Regions from separate parts of the Homo sapiens genome. Here region 1 is linked to region 2. Evidence: read pairs that join two places in POLR2A ChIA-PET (ENCODE). Cell type or tissue: GM12878. All regions are shown on one strand. Region 1 has its middle 9.4 kb from the start of SCNN1B. Region 2 overlaps PRKCB (protein kinase C beta).

What was found. ChIA-PET counts read pairs that join two places held together with the same protein. Peaks named below come from ENCODE experiments on the same cell type or tissue, not always from the same donor. Only the 100,000 strongest peaks of a DNase experiment are listed, where the experiment ranks them.
Region 1: POLR2A ChIA-PET joins it to region 2 with 6 read pairs; 1 of 35 experiments calls an interaction of 5 or more read pairs at or near these places.

What each region holds. Positions count from the first base shown.
Region 1 is chr16:23,291,684-23,294,183 of GRCh38, reverse strand. It overlaps a transcript of SCNN1B not described here. Among named protein-coding and RNA genes, the nearest start is that of SCNN1B, 9.4 kb to the left of the region's middle. RefSeq lists an enhancer at 1,176-1,255. In GM12878, no CTCF peak of the experiment used is centred here; a DNase peak (open chromatin) is centred at 983; H3K4me3 peaks cover 548 bases.
Region 2 is chr16:23,851,716-23,854,215 of GRCh38, reverse strand. All of the region lies in intron 2 of PRKCB (protein kinase C beta), which reads right to left. Among named protein-coding and RNA genes, the nearest start is that of PRKCB, 17 kb to the right of the region's middle. RefSeq lists an enhancer at 607-696. In GM12878, no CTCF peak of the experiment used is centred here; no DNase peak of the experiment used is centred here; H3K4me3 peaks cover 1,678 bases; H3K27ac peaks cover 1,934 bases.

The DNA of each region.
Region 1 (2,500 bases), 560 kb after region 2:
TCTGTTATGTTGGCCAGGTTGGTCTTGAACTCCTGGCCTCAAATGACCCATCAGCCTTGGCCTCCCAAAGTGCTGGGATTACAGTCATGATCCACCACATCTGGCCAGGACTTTAGTCTTGAATCAGAGTGAGGTGGGATCCTTGAGAAGGTTTGGGGTGATGTAATCTGACTGGAAAATTTTTTATATTTTTTTTATTGTGGCAAAATATACATATATGCATGACATAAAATTTACCATTTAACCATTTTTCTTTTTTTAAGACAGGGTTTCACTCTGTTGCCCAAGCTAGAGTACAGTGGCAAGATCATGGCTCACTGCAGCCTCCACCTCCTAGGCTCAAGAGATCCTCCTCCCTCAGCCTCCTGAGTAGTTGGGGACTACAGGTGCATGCCACCATGCCAGGCTAATTTTTTTTTTGTAGAGAAGGGGTCTCCCTATGTTGCCCCGGCTGATTTCAAACTCCTGCACTCAAGTGATCCTCATGTCTCAGCCTCCCAAAGTGCTGGGATCACAGGCATGAGCCACCACGCCCAGCTCATTTAATCATTTTTAAGTGTACATCTCAGAGGCATTAAATACATTTACAAGGCTGTGTAACCATCACCACTATCCATCTCCAGAACTTTTTCTTCTTTCCAAATTGAAACTTTATACCCATTCAACAATAATTCCCCAGCCCCTGGCAGCCATTCTACTTCCTGTCTCTATGATTTTGACTACCTTAGGGACCTCGTATAAGTGGAATCAAACTCGTTTTTGTTATTTTGTATATGGCTGATTGCACTTTGCATAATTTCTTCAGGGTCCATCATGTTGTAGCATGTGTCAGAATTTTCTTCTTTTTAAAATGCTAAATAATATTCCATTGTGTGTAGAGACCACACATTTCGTTTGTCCATTTATCTGTTTATGGACATTTGGTTTGTTTCCACTTTTTGGCGACTGTGAATAATGCTCCTATGAGTATGGGTGTTCACTGTTTGAGTCACTGGTTTCAATTCTTTTGGGTAGATCTGACTGAAAGATTGTAAGTCTCACTTTTTTTTTTTTTTTTTTTTTTTTTTTTGAGAATGAGTCTCCCTGTATTGCCCAGACTGGAGTACAGTGGCGCAGTCTCGGCTCGCTGCAAACTTCACCTCCCGGGTTCAAGCAATTCTCATGCTTCAGCTTCCTGAGTACCTGGGATTACAGGCACCCAGCACCATGCCTCGCTAATGTTTGTATTTTTAGTAGAGACGGGGTTTCACCGTGTTAGCTGGGCTGGTCTCGAACTCCTGACCTCAAGTGATCCACCCACCTCGGGCTCCCAAAGTGCTAGGATTACAGGCGTGAGCCACTGCACCCAAACATTATAAGTCTCACTCTATTAGAATTGCTGGCCGGGCACAGTGGCTCATGCCCATAATCTTAGCACTTTGGGAGGCCGAGGTGGGCGGATCACTTGAGCCCAGGAGTTCGAGACCAGCCTGGGCAACATGGCAAAAATGCATCTCAACAAAAAATCAAAAAATTAGCCAGGCATGGTACAGTGTGCCTGTAGTCCCAGCTACTCAGGAGGCTGAGAGATGGAAGGATTGCTTGAGCCGGGGAGATTCACTGCAGTGAACTATGATCGCACCTCTGCATTCCAGCCTGGGCAACAGAGTGAGACCGTGTCTCAAAGAAATAAAAAGTAAAAGGGATTGGCCAAGCACGGTGGCTTATGCCTGTAATCCCAGCACTTCGGGAGGCCAAGGCGGGCGGATCACGAGGTCAGGAGATCGAGACCATCCTGACTAACACAGTGAAACCCCGTCTCTACTAAAAATACAAAAACAAAATTAGCTGGGTGTGGTGGCGGGCGCCTGTAGTCCCAGCTACTCAGGAGTCTGAGGTGGGAGAATGGCATGAACCCTGTAGGCGGAGCTTGCAGTGAGCCAAGATCGTGCCACTGCACTCCAGCCTGGGCGACAGAGCGAGACTCCGTCTCAAAAAAAAAAAAAAATAAAGAAAGAAATAAAATAAATAAAAAATAAAATTAAATAAAAGGGATTGCTGAGAATGAACTAAGATGAACTAAGGGTGCCAAGGGCAGAGCAGGGGGCAGGGTGAAAGCCGTGGAGGTGCCCAGATTCTGGATACAGTGCCCAGGAAGAGTTGACGTAATTTGCTGAAGAATTGGATGTGGGGCGTGAGAGAAAAAAACAAGTTGCAGAACAACGGCTACAATATAACATTACAGTATTTACACAAAACCTTGTAAAACAATAGAATACATTTAAATGGGTATATATATTTATTTATATAAATGCAGAGACACAGGTTGGGTGCGGTAGCTCACGCCTGTAAACCCAGCACTTTGGGAGGCCGAGGTGGGAGGATGGCTTGAGTCCAGGAGTTGGAGACCAGCCTGGGCAACATGGTGAAACCCCGTCTCTACTAAAAAAAAAAAAAAAAAATTAGCTGCGTGGTGGTGGTGCGTGCCTGTGGTCTCAGGTACTTGAAACACTGAGGCAAG
Region 2 (2,500 bases):
GATCTGCTTGGGATGTCCACAGGTGATATGGTTTGGCTGTGTCCCCACCCAAATCTCATCTTGAATTGTAGCTCTCATAATCCCCATGTGTCATGAGAAGGACCTGGCGGAAGGTAATGGAATCATGGGGGTGGGTTTTCTAATGCTGTTCTCGTGATAGTGAATAAGTCTCACGAGATCTGATGGTTTTATAAAGGGCAGTTCCCCTGTGCACGCTCTCTTGCCTGCTGCCATGTAAGAAGTGCCTTGACCTTCCTTTGCCTTCTGCCATGATTGTGAGGCCTCCCCAGCCATGCTGAATTGTGAGTCAATTAAACCTCTTTCCTTTATAAATTACCCAGTCTCAGTTATGCCTTTATTAGCAGCATGAGAATGGATTAATACAACAGGCAACCAGAGAGGCAAGAATTCTGACTGATTGAAAAACTAGAAAGTCTGACAAGAGCCAGATTGTTCTAATAACTAAAAACAAGAAAAGTGCTTCTTTATTTCACTTTTAGGAACACAAATAGAACTCACTCTTTCCCTGCTATGTTTGATAAGATAAAGACGTCCAGAGTTTTGCATCTTAGTTTTACCAGTCAAGTGAGAGATAAAACTAGATACATCACCGCAAAGAAAGACAAAGGAAATTATGGCTTTGGAGACTGGAGTGAGATTTACTGAGTTCATCAAAACCTGTTTTCTTTTCCTCCTGGACATAGAGCTAGTCGACATGTCCCAGGACCCCCTTCCGTTGGTTGCCTCTTTGCCTGGGTTCTGGCAAATAGAATGTGAGCAGAAGTGATGTGACTTCCTTCCCCAGCTGAAGTTGTTGTGAAATGAGTGTGCTTTCTCAATTTCCCTTTCCCCTTCCACTGGCCCAATGGGGAGGACCCTGGGGTCCTGTGTGACTCTGTGGAAGATGTCCTGACCAGGACCACCTGCACTGGTTAGTGACATGAGTAAGAAATAAACTCCCTTCTGTCAAGCCACAGAGACTTCAAGGTTTGTCTGTTACAGCAGCTTTAATAGATTCTTACTAATACAGAATTTTTGAAATGTTAAGCCCTAAAAATAGTTTGTGAGCTCAAGTTTTCCTAGTATTTACAGAGCTAAATTATTGTGTGGAAAAACTGTCAGAATGCCCTGGCTTCCTTGTTGAACAGTCTGGAACCGATGGGCAACATTGAAACAGGAAGCAGATGTTCCCCAAAGAAGGCAAACGGCACCATTCCCCAATGGGTGATTCCAGAAGGTGCCTGTCTCCCATACGGATTTCACTTCCTCTATGCAAAACTAAAAAAGTCCCAGCTAACATTTCTCAGGCTCAGCCTCAGTAACTTAAAGCTCTGCACTTTTTAAATTTTTTAACAGAAAAATGGGCATAAGTCAATGGAGTTGCATAACAGAAAAGTGGGCATAAGTTCAGGAACAGATGAAAGTAATCATAGGTGATAGAGGTTAGGATAGTGATTACTCCTGAAGGATACGGTTGATAGGGATTGTGAGATGATGCTTCTAGGGTACCAGCATGTTCTGTTTCTTGATCTGGATGTCAATCAATTCTTCTTAAACTCTTCCAAAAAATTAAGGGAGTATTTCTAAACTCATTATCCAAGACTATCATACCAAAGCCAAACAAAAACACAAGAGAAGAAAACTATAAACCAATATCCCTGATGAACATAGATGGAAAAATCCTCAACAAAATATTAGCAAACCAAATTGAAGAACACATTAAAAGAATTTTATTCACCATGATCAAGTGGGATTTCTCCCTGGGATGCAAGGATGGTTCAACACATAGAAATCAATAAATGTGATACCCATGTTAACAAAATAAAGGATAAAAATCATATGATCATCTCAATAGATGCAGGAAAAAAAAGCACTTGAAAAAAATTAACATTCTTTCATGAAAAAAGTACTCAGCAATAAGGTATAAAGGAAATGCACTCAACACAATAAACACTATGGGCTCTATTATGACAAACCCGTAGCTAACATCCTTCTCAGCACTGAAAAGTTGAAAGCCTTTCCTCTAAGATCAGGACGCCCACTCTCACCCTTTCTTTTCAATAGAGTACTGGAAGTCCCAGCCAGAGTAATTAGGAAAGAGAAAGAAATAAAAGGCATCCTAATAGGAAGGGAAGAAGTGAACTTGTCTCTATTTGTTGACAAGGTGATTTTATATACAGAAAACCCTAAAGAATCCACTAAAAAAGCTGTTAGAACTGATCAACAAATTCAATAAAACTGCAGGATGCAAAACCAACATACAATCAGTAGTGTTTCTATATTAGATTATCTAATTATTCTAATTTTATATACTAGCTTATCTAATAACAAACTACCAGACCAGAAAATTAAGAAAACAAACTAATTTACAATAGCAGCAAAAAAAAAATTACTTAGGTGTAAATGTATCCAAGGAAGCAAACTATCTGTATACTGAAAACTATACAACACTGATGAAAGAAACTGAGGAAAACACAAATAAATGAAAAGATATTCCGTG